4 separate regions of the Mus musculus genome follow, and all the other regions are linked to region 2. A link is a loop called in an ENCODE intact Hi-C map of the cell type or tissue named here. Cell type or tissue: left cerebral cortex. All regions are shown on one strand.

Evidence for each region. Peaks named below come from ENCODE experiments on the same cell type or tissue, not always from the same donor. Only the 100,000 strongest peaks of a DNase experiment are listed, where the experiment ranks them.
Region 1: a loop joins it to region 2, with 11 times the contacts of the local background. A loop is called at or near these places in 3 of 42 quality-filtered maps.
Region 3: a loop joins it to region 2, with 2.8 times the contacts of the local background. A loop is called at or near these places in 2 of 42 quality-filtered maps.
Region 4: it touches region 2 in a loop (3-fold over the local background); 2 of 42 quality-filtered maps call a loop at or near these places.

Annotation. Positions count from the first base shown.
Region 1 is chr11:112,296,225-112,301,224 of GRCm38, reverse strand. No RefSeq gene overlaps it. Among named protein-coding and RNA genes, the nearest start is that of Gm39461, 140 kb to the right of the region's middle. In left cerebral cortex, a CTCF peak has its summit at 2,004; DNase peaks (open chromatin) are centred at 1,518 and 2,251; H3K27ac peaks cover 257 bases.
Region 2 is chr11:112,467,669-112,472,668 of GRCm38, reverse strand. No RefSeq gene overlaps it. Among named protein-coding and RNA genes, the nearest start is that of BC006965, 240 kb to the left of the region's middle. In left cerebral cortex, no CTCF peak of the experiment used is centred here; a DNase peak (open chromatin) is centred at 2,129; H3K27ac peaks cover 856 bases.
Region 3 is chr11:112,608,949-112,613,948 of GRCm38, reverse strand. No RefSeq gene overlaps it. Among named protein-coding and RNA genes, the nearest start is that of BC006965, 100 kb to the left of the region's middle. In left cerebral cortex, no CTCF peak of the experiment used is centred here; a DNase peak (open chromatin) is centred at 2,740.
Region 4 is chr11:112,778,138-112,783,137 of GRCm38, reverse strand. Sox9 (SRY (sex determining region Y)-box 9) reads right to left here and starts at 928. Exons shown (of 3, transcript NM_011448.4): 1 at 123-928. The coding sequence starts at 553. RefSeq lists a promoter at 599-1,106, a cis regulatory region at 1,308-1,322 and an enhancer at 2,099-2,887. In left cerebral cortex, a CTCF peak has its summit at 3,117; DNase peaks (open chromatin) are centred at 1,516, 1,990, 2,404, 3,202 and 2 more places; H3K4me3 peaks cover 2,154 bases; H3K27ac peaks cover 1,652 bases.

The DNA.
Region 1 (5,000 bases), 170 kb after region 2:
ACATAGGCCAGATGAACACCCTTGGCAGTAAGCATCTTTATCCACTGAGTTCTTTTGCTGCTGCCTCCACTACCAAATTTCTACCCATCAGATACGTGCGCAAACATTCACTAAAAGCATTCACTCGAGTGCCTACAGCAATAGCTTTTGAAGTGTCGAGAACTGGAAACAACTCAGATGCTTTTCAGCAGCACAGCGGGTAAAGAGCTTATAAACAGATGCACTATGGTTCCGTCTTATATATAAATACCAAGAGGCAAAATGAATCTGTGCTATTTGACATCAAGATATTGAGACTGGAGAAATGGCGCGGTCAGTAAAACGCTTGCTGTGTAAGCCTAAGGACTGACTTGAAAAGATCTCTAACAGCCACGTAAAAAGCCACGGACAAACACCTGTAACCCTATCCCTGTGGAAGTTGAGGACTTACGCGTGAACATGCATAAACATATAGATACGTCTACATAGCACACATATATACACATAAGACAATAATGTTGGGTAATAGACTGGTGGGCTGGGGATGCATCTCAGTTGGAAGATTCCTTGTCTACCAGGCACAAGCTCGGTGTTGAATCTCCAGAAATGCATAAACTGCTCATGATGCCACTTGCCAGTCACTTGTGAGGACTTCGTGGCCATTCTACTCCATAATGTAGAAGTCCGGGTGCCAATCAAATCATCCATTGTTGGGAGGCCATGACTGGTAAGATGCCTGAAGATAATTTGAAGGTTGGAGAACTTTCTATGACTTGGTCAGGGGGCTGCCACCCAGGTGTGCTCGTTGTAAAATTTCAGAGCACCAAATATATTTGCTGCATTCACTTTTTTTTTCTTTCTGTACACGTGTTTGTTATTTTTTTTTCAATAAAACTTTAAAACATGCAGGTGGTGTTGTGGAAACCAGGAGTGTATATTTATGTTCTTTACCTAAAGCTTGGCTGTAGGTAGCGCGGTTCGGTGGAGGTTTAAGAGGCTCAGTATTGAGCAGGTAGAGGAGTCAGAGGTGGGCGCTGATCCCCAGCTGCAGGCTGGGCTGCCAGTAAAATAATTTACCTGAGATGATGCCTCAGAACTGAAGAGCCATCATATGTCGAGTGCAGGATGCTTGCTAAAGATACCTATACCCATAGGTTAGTATGGATTTAAAGACACCACAGAGGCTGGGTCCACAACAGCCCCACGTGTAGTGATAAGGAATATAAAAAACAGGAAGGATGAAGACAGGTGCCCAAACTCTCCTTTGAAATGTCACAATTTTTGTCTTTCAAGGGTCATACATATTTCCATATTTGAACATGGTCTTATTGCTTTTCTTTCTCCATTCCATGATTCGGGTGATCACAGCACTTTGAGTGAGCTATATGTTCCTGATTTATAAAGCCTATTCATTTTTTTAATGTGTATGTGTTTTCTGCTTCCGTGAATGTCTGTGTATGCACCTCACCCATGCAGCATTCACAGAGGCCAGAAGAAGGCATTGGGTCCTCTGGGACTGAAGTTGCAGACGGATGTCGGTCACCATGTGGTCCCTGGGAGTTGAAGCTCGGTCCTCTATAACAGCAGTCAGTGCTCTCACCTGCTGACCTATCTCTCCAGCCCCCATTTATTTATCTTTTAATCCCTAGAAGACAGACAGGCATTATGTGCTATTGGTTTCTCTGCTGCTTTGCTAAGTGATACCGAGACAATCCTTTTTACCTTGAATTTCATCTGTCAAGCAATGCTTAGAGTAATGTGGCCCACATACGACACTGTTGTACCTTCTAGGTTTACTACTAGGAGTGACTCTAGGAAACTAATTTAATATGAAATCATGTAATCCCTCCAACAGCTCTCTACTAACACATTCATTTTCTGTCTGTTATTAATATTCACCAGTCCTTTTGGATCCCTCCCAGGGGAGGGCTTTGTGTGGGTTCTTCTGCTATGGGTAGTTCTGGAGGGAGGCACCTTGCCTGGAAACCAAAGGAGCACACAGGGTACAGTGTAGCATAGTGTTAGTCCTGGCGGCCAGATAGGGCTTGTCATTTGTGTCCCAGAGAAAGGTCCTGCTGTTGAAGGCTTGAGTGTAGGCAAATAACATATTTTAAATGCTGTACAGCATACGGAAATTTCTATTACTGCAAACATTTGGTTTGGGTCTGTGCCTGTTCAGCATATTGCACATTTCTAAATTAAGTCTCTTCTAAACGGAGTAGTTATGATTCAGGCCCCCAGTTCCCTGTGGGTGGAGAGCCCACAGTACGTGTTGGGCACTCAGTTTTCTTCAGCTAGCATGTGCAGATCCGAATCACAGCCTGGATTTTTAATTCTGTAGAGGCAGAGGTGGGCTGCTGGGCGGGGCTGAGACTTGCTGTATAGAATATTGAGCTCCTGAAACTCTGGTCCATATGGGATGACAGTGGAGGAGCAGAGAGCTTCAGTTCACAAATGTCTCTTCTCTGAAAGGCCTCGTATCATAAATTTGAAACACCAGACTTCTGATGGAAGGAATCAGGAAGGGCCCTTTCATATGCCCTATACATCCACGTCTTTGTAGAGAGTATATCCTTCTAACACTAAAACACAGTGTTAGTGGAAGTCTGCTTCTTGGAACTTTCTTGGCTTTTCTATTTTTCCAGTTATTGAACAAGTCCTGCTTTTTTTTTCCTCAGAAAGTAAAACATTACCCATAATATAACAGATACGTGGCAGCTCTTCATGCCATTTGGCAAAGTGGTGATGAGCTTTCTACTTTAAAAAAATAAGCCATAGATTTATTATTTTGACTAGATCACAGTCAACATGTCTGTGGATATTATAAACTTGTGCCACAATATCAGCGTTGACTTATTTAAGATGAAATTATCCATGGGGTTATTGAAATGGCTCAGCAGCAAAGGTGCTTACCTCTGAAACTGAAGACCTGAGTTTCATTCAAAGACCGATACAATGGAAGGAAAGAACTGACTCCTGCAAGCTGTCCTCTGTCTTCCACAGGCAAGCAATGCCATGTATATAAACACACGCACACGCACACGCACACACAGGCATGCACACACACACACACACACACACACAGAGAGAGAGAGAGAGAGAGAGAGAGAGAGAGAGAGAGAGAGAGAGAGAGAGAGAATGAGCACACAAACAAATAAATATAATTTAAAAAATCAAAGTATAAGGCTGGAGAGGTGTCTCAGTGATTTAGAGCACTGGCTACTCTTCTAGAGGAACGGGGTTCAATTCCTGGAACACACATGGTGGCTCCCAGCTGTCTTTAACTTCAGTTCCAGGGTATCTAATGTCTTCTGGCATGTGTTGACACTGCACACATGTGATGCTAAGGCATACATGTAGACAAAGCACTTATGCTGGTAAATGAAAAAGTGAGTGAAGGGCAGATAAGAAAATAAAATAATAAATAAAAAAGTAAACCCTGCAGTTCTCTTGATTTCTCGTACTACTTTCCTGACAAAATTTGCCAGCATTTGACCTGCATCTGCTCTCCTTATAAACAGGAACGTGATCTCAATTTGCATCAGAAATTAGCCATCAGTCAAAACTCTTAAATGAGAAATGCCTAGAACAGCACACGGCTCTGATGTTATGATTGCTTGCATGCTCTCAGCTCAGGGCCTGAGATTTAATTGTAATTGAAACACACACACACACACACACACACACACACACACACACACACACAAATCCAAAAACAAACAAACAAAAAAACCCTGTAGAGTTTAGGTGTGTTTTGTTATAAGAAGGTCTTTGGTTTTAATCTACTTGGAATTTCAGAAGAAATCACATCTGTCTGTCTAAAGATATAAACTTACAACTCCACCTAAGTGGGTTTTCTTCTCTTTTAAAGGCTGTTTTTGTTTGTTTTAACTGCTATAAAATTATTATAACTTTATCACCATGATGATGCATAGAGAGACTCGGAATGATAGTATAGAATCTACAAATTAAATGACATGTGCACATACAAAAGCTTCCTTTTTAAATTTGCTTTCTTTTTTCTTTTTCTGTTGGTGGTGGTGGTGGTAATTCAAAAAATGTGCAATGAGGAGAAGAATAGGATCTTCAACAAATAGTGCAGAGAACACTGGGTATTCAGTAACATAAATGGACAGACTGTGTGTGTGTGTATGTATGTATGTGTGCATGTATGTGTGAGTATGTAGGTGCATGTATATGCATGTGTACATGTGTGTGTATGTGTGCATGTATGTGTGAGTATGTAGGTGCATGTATATGTATGTGTACATGCATGTGTGAGTATGTAGGTGCATGTATATGTATGTGTACATGCATGTGTGAGTGTGTAGGTGTGTATATGTGGGTGTGCATTTGTCATTTCCTTATGCCTTGCTGAGAGATTTGTTTCTTTCCCTTGATTTTCTTATCAGAGGAAGCTTCATGTCAGGTGGACCACGGCGGAACTTTCTGCTTGTGGCATTGCTGTACTGACTAAGTTTGCTGCTAGGAGTGACTCTAGGGAGCCAATGTAATGTGAAATAATGGAGTCCCTCTCACAGCTCACTAATGAAATTGGGGGGGTAGTTTTTCATATTCATAATTCCCCATCAATCCCTGTGAGTGAAGGGCACACACAAAATGGAGATCTTTACCAGCACCGAAACCACCACCAGAAAGTAAAATAAAGTTGTACACTCATGAACTGAAGTAATTGAGCTATGAGTGGGAAAGATGGGATGTTTTTAGGATATTGGTTTAAGGAGGTTTTTTTTTTTTTTTTTTTTTTTTTTTTTTTTTTTTTTTTTTGGTTTTTCGAGACAGGGTTTTTCTGTATAGCCCTGGCTGTCCTGGAACTCACTTTGTAGACCAGGCTGGCCTCGAACTCAGAAATCCGCCTGCCTCTGCCTCCCGAGTACTGGGATTAAAGGGGAGAGTTTTTAAAAATAAAAATACATGAAGCAAAAATAAAAATTGTCACATGACATCACACACGACGATAGAGTTTTGTTCTCAATGAAGGGTATGATAAACAGGGCTCG
Region 2 (5,000 bases):
AGGAAGAGATTAAAAAGGAAGCAAGAGAACAGAAGTCCTGGAATGTACCTTGTTCGGAAGTGCGGTGTCTTCCCCAATGATGGGCCTGGCACTGGGCTGAGGATGGAGGCCAGGGTGTGATGTTTTGTAGGAGGCAGCTAAGGAGGAAATGGCTGTCTAGCTAAGGAGGTCATCCAGTGAGACTGGGAAGCCTAGTGTAACAGGGCTAAGAGTCCACGTAGCAGAAAACTACCAAAGCAAAGTTATCCGCATCCATCTGGAACACAGTTCTTTGCAAAATACAGAGCCTTCTCCTAACTGCTTCCCATGGGGGATTTTCTTTTAAAGAACTATTTAAAAAAAAAAAAACAACCCAAAACAAAAAACAAAACAAAACAAAACAAAAACTTCATTAATTTTTCCTACTAGGACACTCATCCCAGAACACAAAATATATTCACATATTGTAAAATGATATCACGAATAAGCTTGGCCCGTGTTGAAAGATGTATGCACCAGTGTACACATCAGTACATGGTGCATATGCACGTGCCATGAAGCACAGCCTATGTGGAGAACAGAGGTTGATAATAGGTACAACGTAGCTCTCTCCACTTTACTTTTTGAGATGTGGTTCCCCACTGAACCTAGAGCACATTGATTTTGCAAAGCCAGCTGGCCAGCAAGCCCTCCCAAAATCCATGTGTCTCCGACCCCTAGAATTGAGGTTACAGACACACCATTGTGCCTGGCTTTTGTATAGGTGTTAGGAATTCCAAGTCAGGTGCTTGGACAGAAACCACTGTATTCATCCAGCGATCTCCCGAGATTCCACCTTGATTTTTGAGACAGGGTCTCTCACTGACCTGGAGCTCATCAAGTAGGCTAAGTTGACTGACCAGCAGGCCTAGGGAATCTGCCTGTCTCTGTTTCCTTAGTGCTGGAATTATGAATGTGGGCCACCATAATAGGTACTTTTATACACAGATTTTGTAGATTGTGTCTTACATCAATAAGCCAAGTGCATTACGCACTGACTGAACCATCTAGAAGAATGTTCCTCTTCTGTTTGTGGTTCTTCAGTTCTGCAAACCGAGCATTGCAGAGAAAGGAGTAAGACTGTTAGGACTGGAGAGCAGGGAGGGGCACTGTGAAATGCTGTCAGAAGGTCACAAGATGTGGCTGATGCTCACCCGGAATTCACTGTACTTACAGCTATCTCACAAAACCTGCTTGAAATCAAGCCAACACCACCAGAGACTATCCAAGAAGGTAGCATTAAACGGGCATAGAAGGTTATGAGGAGAGTAAGAGGAGAAGGGGGAAGGGGAGAGGGAGGGGAAGGGGAGAGGGAGAGGAAGAGGGAGAGGGAGAGGGAGAGGGAGAGGGAGAGGGAGGAAGAGAGGGAGATGAAGAGGGAGGAGGAGAAGGGGAGATGGAGAGGGAGGGGGAGATGGAGAGGAAAGGAGGGAGAGGGAGGGAGGGAGGAAGCAAGGGAGAGGGAGGGAGGGACAGAGAGAGGGTGAGGGAGAGAGAAGAATTGATGTTGGAAAGGGGGTGTATTAGTGTTGGGGGTGTCAGAGAATTGGGAAGAGGAAGTTGGAGTTGGATATGATCAAGCTACATTGTATACATGTCTGACATTTTCAAAGTGAATAAGAATAATTATACAAACTAAGTGTGTATCATGAGTGTGATCACACTTTCGAAGTAGTACTGGGGAGGGGAGATGGTCTTGGGAAGAGAACTGCTAAGAAAGCCCTAGTAGAGGCTGGCAAGAAGAGAGAAGCCAGCTTTGTAATGTTATTTAAAACAAAGTCATTTTAGAAGGTAATCTACAAATGCATGTCAGTGATGAAAAGAAGACAGGAAACACACAGGAGGAGCTGGTGGCTGGAAAGGGATGCTAGGGATGTGGGTCGCCGCATCTGTGGGAGGAGGACCAGGGCCTGACTCTGTCTTATGGAGCTGATGGGAGAAGTAAGACTTTAGCTCGTGGAGAGAGAAAATGCTCCATGCATTTCCCTGAGTCTTCAGGTTTCCAACTTGAGTGTCTCCTCCTAGGACTCATCCTGTGACTCACATTCCTGACTCATTCCTTTAGCTCCAGCAAGCAGAGGGGCTGCTTGGCAGGACTCCTCACTGCTCAGCTGTGGCGATGAGTTTGTCTGTCTCTAACTCTGCCAGTCTTATTACTTTAAATTGGTGCTTTTTTTTTATCAGATGGGTGCTTTGCTTCCAAATCAGCGCCTTCTTCTTGGTGGTGTCATAATAACACTGAGAGAAGTAACATCTGCTGCCATTTATTGAGCCTTAAATACATACCAGGTGCTGTGTGAGGGGGCTCAGAATTTGGCAGCTAGCAACTTAAACTCTGTCAGATTGCTGATTCCAGTCTTGCTTCCAGAATTTACTGGACAGGCCTAAGGACAGAAAATCTAGATCTTAGTTTTGCTATCTGCAAAATGGGTATAATATTATTTCATCATCCTTAAAAATGTTGTGTTTAAGTATAGTGTGTGTGTGTGTGTGTGTGTGTGTGTGTGTGTGTGTGTGTGTGTGTACACTTGTGTGCATGCACAGGCCAGTGGTCAAATTAAGTGTCTTCCTCAACCACTTATTTACCTGATTTGTTCAGACAAGGTATCTTACTGAACCCAGAGTTCAGAGTTTGGCTAGACTAGCTGGCTAGTGAGTTCAGGTATTCTCCTATCTCTTTATTCAGGAATGATGCGTCCCACAATGGATCGCATCATGTCATATCAATTAATGTTCACAGTAATCCCCCACAGATATACCCACAGGCATATAGGCAATTTCTTATCAGTAATTTCTATTCCAAGGTGTCAATAGCATACTTCCTGACACAATTTAGCAACTGTAATTTCTAGAACATGAGTTTTTGGACGATTGTTCTTCTCCAACTTCTATAAGAAAACATGGGAGCTATGTAGGCCATTTTAATCAATGCTAATGTGGATGATAGGAGAAAAAAATAGCTAATCTGATAATTCATACCAGTTTATTTCCCTGAAATTTGACCCTGGAGTCTTTGAGCAGTCTGCTTGTGATTATTTTCAAAAATACACTTGTTTTTATCATTGAAACTTTGTTACTGAAGGTGGGGTAAGAATTTTTCAATGGTGAAAGAAGTGTTCCGTCAAGATAGATTATTAAATATGTGTAAATTATTTGGGGGAACCTCACATTCTGTTTCTATACAGTGCTGTGTTTAGACAATGCCAGTCCTAGACTGATATTAACAAAGATGTTTTTGTTTTTATTGACTACCTATAGAATTACACACACACACACACACACACACACACACACACACACACACACACAGAGAGAGAGAGAGACAGATAGACAGACAACCCTCATCTATCTATCTATCTATCTATCTATCTATCTATCTATCTATCTATCTATCTGTGGAGAGAGTATTTATTTATTTATCTATTTATTTATATGTCCATGACATATGTACAGACGTCAGGGACAACATGTAAGAGTGAGTTCTCTCTTCCTACTGTATATTTACTGGGAATCGAGTCAGGTCTTTTTCTGGGCAACAAGTCCCTATACCCTCAGAGTCACCACCCTGGGCTCCACAAAATAATATATTTTGATTATAGCTTTTCCTAAAAGCTCTAAAAGCACATGGTTACTTGTGGGAGCTCACAAGGCTCATGTTCACGGGCTTAACGAAGACCATGGTAATGACAGAAGTCACTGCATGCAACTCATCTTAGAAAAGACTCAGAGGGGAGATGGGAAGAGAGTTGGAAAGTGGGAAGATGGAACGAAGCTGATTAGATAATTTTATAGTGTTCTCTTCTCCTGGAAAACTTAAAAACGGTTTGTGTGAGAGCAGGGTTAACCTAAACATTTTAACCTGTCAGTCACAGCATGTTTGTTGACCTAAGATGGGCAGATAGGAAGAGAATTATTAGGGGGAAAAGTCCTCACCCCATCTCGGTTATCTTGGCAGTAATTTCAGGATTTTGTTTTCCAACCTGGCTAAGTAACCCTGAGAAAATAAATGCACTGCAGGCCGTATGTGTATTTTATATTCTCTAATTTGTTTATGGCAGGAGTCACTGGCTCATCTTACCCCCTCCGACAGCCACTGTCTCCGTCCCATCTCATTGCTGGTTTTATGCCTATCCTTTCTTCTCTGCAGTTTGACATTGTCTTTGCGGAGAAGGAAGAGGCAGCTATAAGATGTCAAGAGCCAGCTTCTGGAGAGGACTTGGTTTCTGGAATGATCCTGGAAGTGTTGAGGCTGCATTTCCTTGGCTTGTCTGACTATATCTGGTAGGCCAGGGGCAGCATGTTGGTATTGTCAAGGAAGAATCCAGAACCCTCCTAACTCAGGGATGGGACTCTTTCATCCTATTCCTCTCCTTGCTGCTTCGATCTATAGATCTCATACATGCTAAACTCAACATTTCCCTGGATCTGTCTTACTTAGGTTCACCATAGGAAGGCATCTAATAATAATAATAATAATAATAATAATAATAATAATAATAATAATAATAATAATAAATGAAAATAACAAAAGAGATCAGGGAACTCCCTTGTCTTAGTTTTTGATTTCTGGGATAACAATATGGCCAAGTTAGCTTGTATAAGGAAGAGTTTACTTGGGCTGACATCTGCAGAGGAGCAAGACTCCATCTCAGCAGGGAGGTACAGCAGCAGGCTGGCATAGCTGTTGGAGCAGAAAGCTGAGGACTCACATCTTATCTCAAGTACAGGACAAAGAGAGGGAACTTGAAATATGGCACTCTTAAAGCCTGCCTCTGGTGACATATTTCCTGCAGTAAGGCCACACCTCTTTAACCTCCTCGAACCTCACCATCAACAGGGTACCAAGTGTTCAAGTGCTCAAGACTGTGAGGGCCATGCTTTATTCAGACCTCCACACCTCTTGATATTCTCTCTCTCTCTCTCTCTCTCTCTCTCTCTCTCTCTCTCTCTCTCTCTCTCGTGTCTGTAGATGTGTGTGCACA
Region 3 (5,000 bases), 140 kb before region 2:
AGTGGATGCTCACAGTCAGCTATTGGATGGAGCACAGGGCCCCCAATGGAGGAGCTAGAGAAAGTATCCAAGGAGCTAAAGGGATCTGCAACCCTATAGGTGGAACAACATTATGAACTAACCAGTACCCCGGAGCTCTTGACTCTAGCTGCATATGTATCAAAAGATGGCCTAGTCGGCCATCACTGGAAAGAGAGGCCCATTAGACACACAAACTTTATATGCCCCAGTTCAGGGGAATGCCAGGGCCAAAAAATGGGAATGGGTGGGTAGGGAAGTGTGGGGGAGGGTATAGGGGACTTTTGGGATAGCATTCTAAATGTAATTGAGGAAAATACATAATAATAAAAATATTTAAAAAAAAAGAGGCCTGTTGGATCAAAACGCCATCATTACAACTTTATTTAATCTTACTGCCTTCCTCAGAACTATTCCTGTATACAGACACACTGGGTGTTGGAGCTTCAGTGTATACATTCGAGAGATTGTGCTTGTCTGTATCAAGGGGTTATGGGAGGAATCAGAGGCCAGATTGTGAGATTTTCTTAGCCCAGGGAATGAAGAGTGTGTTTTATTCTTATTATAGTGAATGCTAATGGGCAGCTTTGAGTGGTCATATTCTATCATGGTATGACTTCTATAAACAAACAAAGCTGTCTGCCTGGTAGAGAATGAATTGTAAGAGATCAAGAGAAGAAACAATGCATCCAGCTAAGGGCCATACAGATATTCTAGTGTGATGCCTGGCAACTCTTTCCTAGAAAGGCTCAGATAGAAAATTGTTTAGACTTTTAAGGCCCAAAGTCTGTCACAAAGACTGGATTCTGCCATCAAAATAAAATCATCTGTGGATAACGTGTAGGTCATTATTTTAGCACCTCTTTCTAACAGACACTGGGCTGAATTTGGTGATTGAATTGTGGTCTGTAGACCTTTGTTGTAATCTAGAAATGGCCAAGGCTTGGTTCAGACCCTAAAGAAGTAGGGAGATGCAATGAGACCCAGCTGACTCTGGGCTGTGTGAGAGGCAACCCTGAGCCTTCTGTAAAGGAACTATGAGAAAATCAGAATGAGGACAGAGCCAGGTACCTTCTTTCTGAGATCCACTTTCTTGTGTGTGTGTGTGTGTGTGTGTGTGTGTGTGTGTGTGTGTGTGTGTGCTTGTGTGTATGTGCATGTATGCACTTGTGTGTGTATTCATGTGTGCACTTATATGTATATGTGTATGTATTTATGTATACATGTGTGCGTGTGTACACATGTGTGCCTGTGTGTATACTGTGTGTATGTACTTGTGTGTATGTGCATATATGCACTCTTGTGTGTGTTCATGTGTACACTTATGTGTATACATGTGTATGTATTTATGTGTACATATAGGTGTATGTGCCTGTGTGTATACTGTGTGTGTGTGTGTGTGTGTGTGTGTGTGTGTGTGTGTGAGAGAGAGAGAGAGAGAGAGAGAGAGAGAGAGAGAGAGAGATTCTCATGTTCATGTGTACATGTGTGTGGGAGTCAGAAGACTGCTGCAGGTGTCATTTCTCAGACACAATCTACCATTTATTTTATTTTTTGATATATGGACCCCCACTTGTCTGGCATTACCTAGGAGGTTAACTATCAAGCCCCAGGCATCCACTTACCTCTGCTTTCTCAGTGAAAGTGCGCACCACTGTGTCTAGCCACTTGTTTCTTAATATGTATTCTGTGAATCGAATCCAGGTCCTTATTCTTGCACACCACGGGGATATGTATTTGCCCCCAAGATCCTCTTTCAAGCATTTGCATTCACTACAGGGATGACTCACTCCTCATTGCTCAGAAGGGACTAACGCTTATGTTCCTGTTACAATAAATAGGGGAAATCAGGTGGCTATCAAAAAAATGTAAGTGCTGCATTCAATTAGTAGAAAATAAGATGAACTTGAACCGATTTTACAAATCCAGACTTTCAACTCCCTCCTCCAAAGCAGCTCTTGGGGGCAGAGTGGGAAGAGATGGTGGGGAAGGATTTCTTAAAGAGGAAGGAATCTTTTACAACTGATATTATTTAGACTCACCGATGCAAGGTACCAAGAGAAAAGCAGGCCCACTCTTAATTATTTCCATAATTGCCTTTAAACTCCCAACCTTCAGTTTACCTTTTTATTGCCTGTGCCCAAGGCAGGTGTACCCCACTGTCTCCCACCTCGCCCCAAGGAAACAATGAAGCCCTTTGACTAGCATCTCTCCATGTAAATGGTGAGACAGGTATTTAGTTCTAATGCCCCTATAAATGTTCAGTGTGATGTGCACATATCCCCCCTCCATGAAAAAGAAAGTGGGGGGATTAAGAACTGGTGGGAGACAAAACAGCATTAATCATTCACGGTATGATGGAGGTCTCAGTAACCAGGAATCTAGCAATTTTTCAGTTGCAGTCATTGATTAACACAGGGGATTAAGTAGCAGCCATTGGGACATTTTATACACTGTGGCCAAGAACCTGAGGTGCAAAGGAACGTCTAGCAGGGCAGGTCCTGTCCCCAGAGGCCTCCACTCCCTCTTTCGCACACTGTCCAGGTTACTTTCCCATCTTCGGGAACACACTGTGCTGGCTCGGGCTGCAGAAGCCTCTCGCTGTAGTAATGAAGGGCACACTTGTAATGTTGGGCTCAGTGACAAGAACAACACGAAATAGCCCTCTACCCACCCACTGAGAAAACCGAGTGTGTCACACTTCTCTGTGTCATGCCTTTAAAAATATCCCCACCGACGGTCAGAGGAGGCTCAGGTTGGGTTTGAGGAGTGTTTAGTGCAGAATGGCACCAGGTGGAAAATGTCTCACCAGAAGCTCGTGGACCCCAGGGAAGGACATCCGCCTGCCTTGCATGTGTGTGCACGTGTAAGAATGAATGCTCAAGGGAAGTGGGGGGTGGGCGGCAACGTCTTCACTCTCTGCTCCCCTCTTTTATTTCTTGTTTAATTGCATGTTCCTGACAAAGGGGTGTGGTCCCTGGCACTGAAGCCCAGACTCTCCTCCACCTCTAACCACACTGGGAGAGGGATACTGAAGGCTTCTCAGCACTCAGAATGGATGGAAATATCCACCCAGGGGCCAGCCCAGACCTCAGGCTTCTCCCAATTGAGGTTTCAGTAGCTTCAGAGGAGGCACCAGGAGGAAGAAACTGGCTTTTCCATAAGGCTCCTCTTAATGTCCCCCACCTTGCTTCCTTGCTTATGAAGAACATACATAAACTTGTGTCTGCTGGGATTCTTATTCCTGAGTGTAGGGTGTGAGTTCAAACAATAGCATGGGCCATTTAACTCCCCCGCCCCCCACTCCGTGGTTGTCATTTGCCTTTGGTATGGAGTCTCCAGCACTTACCAGCAGGACAGTTTTGGCAAGTTCCTTAACCTTTAAGCCCGTGTTTCCTGACTTGTGAAAGAGGATAAAAGTGGTGCCTGCTCTTGAAGGTTGTCGTGGAGTGTCAGTGAAATGCTGGAGGCCAGCTCCAGACTCCCTGTAAGCCTCCTAGAAATGGGCCTGCTTTTGTAGTTTCAGAGACTTGATGGTTGATAACACAAAGAATCAACTTTATACTTGATTACTCCAAGACAGAAAATGCACGGGGACCCTGTGTTCTCCAGGTCCTATCTTCCCTGACCCTGCGGCTCCTCTTAATTGTACCACCAGAAGGAATGTCCTCACCTACGTCAAGCATCTGCAAGAAATCTTGCTGACTTCTCTGCCTGGAATAGTTGACTCCATGACATTACTATTGCTGGCTCCATCATAGTGTTCTCTCTCTGTTTCTGTCTTTGTCTCTCTTTCTCCCTTCTTCTCTTCCTCCATCTGTTCCTCCATTCATCCCTTCCCATGAGTGTGTGTGTGTGTGTGTGTGTGTGTGTGTGTGTGCTTGCTTGCTTGCTTGTCTATGTGCACTCACATGTGGAGGTCATGGGCTGACTTCAAGAGATGTGCCTCAGATTCCATCCACTTCTATTTTTGAGACCAAGCCACTGGCCTGAAGCTTGCTGATTAGACTCTGCTGGCCAGCAAACCTAGGGATCTCTGTCTTTCCATTTATCCAGGGCTGGAATTACAAGCGTGCCACACCACACTCAGTATTTGACAGGGTTTCAAAGAGTCAAACTCAGTACTCTCTGTATGCATGAAAATCCTATTACCAACTAAGTTATTTACTCAACCTCTTCCCCATCTCTCAAGACTTGTAAACAATTACCAGAGTGAATGCGAGCCTGTGGAAGCAAGTCATTGAGAGGCCAGGTGAATGGGGGAAGGCATCGGCTTCCTGTTCTGGAGACACAAAAGAGAACCATCACACTCCCTTCTCATTTCTCTTCAGTGTGAAGTTCCCTAAGTTGATTGAGTCTGATCCCCATGACCATTAAACATCAAAACATAAACTCTAAGGTCATCACTGAGAAAGCTAGCAGGAAGCTCAGTTGACTATTCACCCACCCACACACATTCCATGCTTTTAACAGGGACAAAAGAGTTGAGCTCTGGCTCTTCCTCCCCACTAACCTAGCTTGAACGACACATACTGTGACTAGTTCCCCAAAGACCTTAGTTCAAGGTCAGGTGTTTCAGGACGAGTTTGCATTTTATTTTGTGATTTGTAAAGGTTTGCTGGCACACTCTCCTCAATGCCTGAGTCTTCTCAGACCTGTCAGGACCTAGTAATAGAAAACTTGCTTCGGATGGCTGTTGCGTTCCACTTTGAACACAGTAAGTAATGCTCTCTTCAGATGTGAAACAGAAGCCTGATTGTTCGTGTCTGGTCAAGGGAACTTGTGATCCTTCAACAGCTTGGCTCCTTACAGTGACCTACAGCGTTTTCCTTTGCCATTTCACTCATGGTTTTAGAAACAAGTAGAAAGTTCCACTCTCTAGTTTGTATCTCTTCCCACTGTTGAAAGACCTTAGTTTGTTGAGCTCCAAAAGAGTGAGCAGCAACAATTGCTCTCTGAGCGGGAAGGCTCCATTCAGGAGT
Region 4 (5,000 bases), 310 kb before region 2:
CATCCTGGACCAAAGACCCCAGGATGCACAACTCCGCGGCTCAGGGAGGCGGGGCGGGGTCGGTGAGTGCAGCCCGCGTCCCCCCTAGCCACCGAGCCCTCCCTGGCGGCCCGCGCGCTCACCTCCAGAGCTTGCCCAGAGTCTTGCTGAGCTCCGCGTTGTGCAGATGCGGGTACTGGTCTGCCAGCTTCCTGCGCGCAGCCTGCGCCCACACCATGAAGGCGTTCATGGGTCGCTTGACGTGTGGCTTGTTCTTGCTGGAGCCGTTGACGCGCACGGGCATGGGCACCAGCGTCCAGTCGTAGCCCTTCAGCACCTGGCTGACCGCCTCGCGGATGCACACGGGGAACTTATCTTCCTCGCTCTCCTTCTTCAGATCCGGCTCGCCCTTGGGGAAGGTGTTCTCCTGGGGCCGGGTGTTCTCCGTGTCCGAGCCGGAGCCCGAGGGACAGGGCGAACCAGCCGAGTCCTCCGACATGGTGGGGCTGGGGGCGCCAGACAGGCCCTTCTCCTGCTCGTCGGTCATCTTCATGAAGGGGTCCAGGAGATTCATACGCGAGCCCGGGGCAGGGGGCGGGTGGCCGGGAAAGGCGAGAAGCCGCGGCGGCTGGGGCTCCTCTTCCCTCAGCTGCCCGGACGCGGACGCCGAGCGAACGGCTCCCGGGGAGGTTGGCGCGTCACCGGGCTGCGGCGGCGGGCACTTAGCAGAGGCGCTGGGTGGCGGGTCTCAGCTGCCGGCTCTAAACCCGGGGAAGGCGAGTCGGAGCGGAGGAGGAGGGAGGGAAAACAGAGAACGAAACCGGGGCCACTTGCACCTCGTCTCTCTTGCAAAGAAAAGTTCCTGGACTGAAACTGGTAAAGTTGTCGCTCCCACAGAAGTTTCCAGGCAGTTCCGAGCAGCGCTCTCGGCTCTCCGACTTCCAGCTCAGGGTCTCTAATAAATACTCCTCCTTCACGTTAGATACCTCGGGCCAATCACGGCTAGCTCTTGAGTCATCAGTGTTGGCAAGTCGCTGATTGGACCGGATTTTGGAAGGGGGGCTGGGGAGGATTGTGGCTCCGGGTTGGGTGACGAGACAGGAGGGGAGGAGAAGGGAGGGGAGCTCAGCCAGAGGGTGGATGGTGGGGTGAGGGGACTTGGAGGGGGGCGCGGGGCAAGCGGGGGACCCGGGACGTCCGAGTGTGTAAGTTTGCTCTCTACTCTCGGAATGTCACAGTTTTGGAACGGTCTCCGTGTGAACCGATGTGTGTGTGTGTGTGTGTGTGTGTGTGTGTGTGTGTATGTGTGTGTGTGTGTGTGTGTGTGCGCGTGCACGCGAGCGTGTCTAGACTAGGACCCTCCACAACCCCCCACCCCCACTTTTCGATGCTGTCTCCGTGGTACCCGGGACTTCGCTGGCGTTTACAGCAATGGAAATTGCAACAGCTGCTCGTCAAAGCGGAGCTGGGCTTCTGCGCCTGGAGTCTGCCGGCTTCCAAAAAAAGTGCTTAGAAATGGTCTTTTGGAAGCAAATGTTTGGGTGACTCAACGCCCGCTGTTCTCTGTAATAATCCATATAAATAGATTAACGCGCTCTGGTTCAACGAAGCTGGTGTGGTGACTGGAGCTTCTGCTGCGCTCCCGCAGTGGGGAATCAATGAAAACCAAAGCCGAGCACCAGGCAAAGGCTGGCGGCAGGGACCGCGCAGTCCCCGGCTCTTGCGGCCGGTCCCGTGGGCCACGCCGACCTTGAACTGACAAGTCCTTTCCCGGCCCCTCCAGTACTCTGACGCCCCTCGTAGTCAGGATTATTACTTTAGAGTTCTGCTTCTTGCCTCCTGACTGAGTCACAAACACCGTCAGGCTCGCCACTGGAGTTTGCAAAACTACTCCGGGGTTGAGGGCGAAGTTTGCAAAGGTGGCAGGGCCGGGCGGTGAGGCCGAGAAGGCCCTTGACTTGGACTGGAGACTCCAGACAAAACGGGCCACTTTGGCGGAGCCCTGTGGCTCCCTTGCTTGGGCCTTCCTTTTACCAGATACCTAAGAGGGCGAAGCTCTAGGCGTCTGGACTTTAGTTGCGTCCTCTTAGACCTGCACACAGGTGGGCGTTCTGGGGGAGGCCACTTAGGTGTCCGTTGCACTTTAAGAGTGCTTGGAGCCGAAGCTGCGTGTTTACTCAAACTCTTAGAGCAAGGTTGGCTAAGGGAGGAATTATCTTTTCTGGAACGAATAAAAATCTTAGTTGCCACCGGGCGACATGCCCTCGGAACCACAAACAAACTCACAACGGTGTAAAAAAAAAAAAAAGATAAACAATTTCATTTAAACATCCCCTTTCTGATTCTTGCAAAGCTTCGCTTTGAACTTACTAAATTATTGATAAAGCGAATCGGCCTGTATCATATCAAAGACAGGTTCCTCCCCTCTAATTTGCTAAGTGTGGACACTTAGACATAAACGAATCTTTTCTTTGGGATGCTTTTGAAAAGCTCGTTTTCCTCTCGTTTTCTTCCGAAGTGGGCATTTGTTATTTGGGGAAAGGAACTCGTGATAGCAGCAAGCTACAACTCTGTTCAGTCGAAGTTTCTTTTCAAACGAATGTTCCTAGCATTGCATGTCTCTACTACCCTGTAGCCTGTTTACGAGTTTAAGAGATTTACAAACAATAGCCATATATTCGTAGCTCCGATTATTCTCACAACGTGTAGGAAAATATATCTTTTTTTTTTTTTCCAGAGTAGGGGACCAGGTTTTGTTCGTGTAGACGCACTTCTATGTTCTGGGATGGAGGTATTTGAAGAGACCAGGGGCCACTGTCAGATGTATTAAAACAGCCAGTTGTAATTTGTTGTAATTATCACGTATTCTGGCACAAAGGCAACGAAAACGACAGTGGCCTTAGGGCATTTTGAAATATTTTATTAAGTATTTGTTCATGAATACATCCATTTATAAATATACCCTTAATACAAAATATGGAGAGATATAATGTGCTGCGACATTTTAAATCGTGAAACTTCTTACATATTTCTACGCCTCCACGAAAGTGTGTTTATATTCTTGATCTTTTCGGGGAGAAACTATTTTTAAAAAACAGTTGACATGAAAATTACACTGCAATTTTCAGCAACATCCAGAGGGGGCGCCAAAAGCCCAGAAACTGGTCTGGAACTTTGAGAAACTGCTGGAAAACTTTCCTTGAGGTGGACCAGCAGGGGCCCGGGTGGGGGAGGTGGCAGTAGCGTGTTGCTTGCGGTCAGTTCTGTTTCCAAGATGAGACTTATCTCTACAGGAATTCCTATTTTTATTCTTTCCTGTGCCGATACCACTGTGTTAGGGGGGACCTGGGAAGTGCTTGTCTACAGGGAATTGGGGTGGGAAAAGCACTGTAGATGCTCACTGTTCTCATTCACAAACAACCTGGAGAACGAGAGGAAGGGGGAATACTCTGCTCGTTCCCCAGGTGCCAAGAGTTATCAGGTGTGCCAAGATCAGGCCAAGTCTGTCCTTTAGGTACCATCAGTTTAAGAGTGGCTGGGCTGGCATTTCTTCCAGAACAGGTAAAGTCCACTCCCAAGCAGCCCTTCAGGGGATTAGTCCGCTGTGACTTGACTCAGTCACCCAGGACTCTCCTTCCTGACTTGATTCTGGAAGTCTTGCATTATTCTTCAGGCTTGAGGTAGGGAGGGGGTAAGCATCCCGAGTCCAGACTGTGTTTCGATTACGGACTGGGAATGTGAGTCTTGCTGCTCAGTGTTAGCTGTACCCTCCTGCCTAGAGGTGGATGGATGATCTGGGGTCTGCAGCCTCCTGGGTATGAGGGCTGGAAAGACTGAAGGCTAAGATGAAAGGGGCTTCCCAACACAGAGGCACTAGAGGATCCCAAGAGATGACCTTGGGAAGTCCTCATCTAGGATTCCTCCCACCTTTTCTCCCTCCAGCAATGCAGGGCCCAATTTTCCTGGTAGAGGCCTGTAGATCCTAGCAGTCCAAATGGGGACAGGGGTAGGTGTGGTGTGTGTGTGTGTGTGTGTGTGTGTGTGTGTGTGTTGAGAGGGCTCAGGAGTACTGCTAGACCTAGAGAGAATCCAGCTCTTGGTGGGCAGGAGGGAGGGTGTGAAGGCTCAGTCACTTGCATTTTCTCCACATGAAGAATTAAGGGAAAAAAAAAACAACCCTCCCTGCTCCAAAAATCCTTAGCAAAGTGGGGACCTCGTCTAAAGCCATTTCCAACACGGTCCCAACTTCTAAGAAATATTAGTTTGGTGTGGTGCGTGCTGACAGTTGTACCCCGCAGTAAGACACCAACCCCGGGTTACATTCAACAGTGTGATCCATGAAAGGGCTACCTCATTTTGTCATACAGTTCCCTGACTCGGTCCACGTGAAGCAATCTCACAGGATTTATGCTTCAAGCTGGACACGAGGTCCCCGTGCACAGGGCTCCCAGCCGCTCTTCCGTGATTTCCATTTTTCGCTGAGGCATGCAATGTTTGTTTTTTGCTTTTCCAGCCACAGTTTCCTTTGGGAAGGGAGCGCCAGGTAAGCCTGGGCAGGCGCTGGGCTTGGTAGCAACAGCAAGGGCACAGCGGGGGGCTTGGGCTGGGGGCGGGAGCAAAGCTGCAGATTCGAAGGTATGCAGTAAGTATCTTAATAAGTGCGGCCTTTGGGCTGTTTGCTTGTGTGAGCTTAGCGGCCAGACCTCCCAGCCTCTACACATACACATGAGCCCATTTCTCTCCAAATGGGGACCTATGTTACTCAAAATGACACAAAACCCGGAGACCCTAAAATCCCCCCCCCTCCCTGCAGCTATCAGTCAAGACACCAGTGGCTGCAACCCAGAAGGACCTCCCACCTTCAGGGAGTATGAGGACCAGAGACTCTAAACTGTCTGAGCCTTAAAATGGGAGTGGAGAGGAGGGAGGGAACTTTTCTCCCTCTCAAGAGACAGCAATCCCAAGAGAAAACCATCAGCCTAAAAAATATGCCTTTAGAGGTGGTACCTGGGATGAATTCC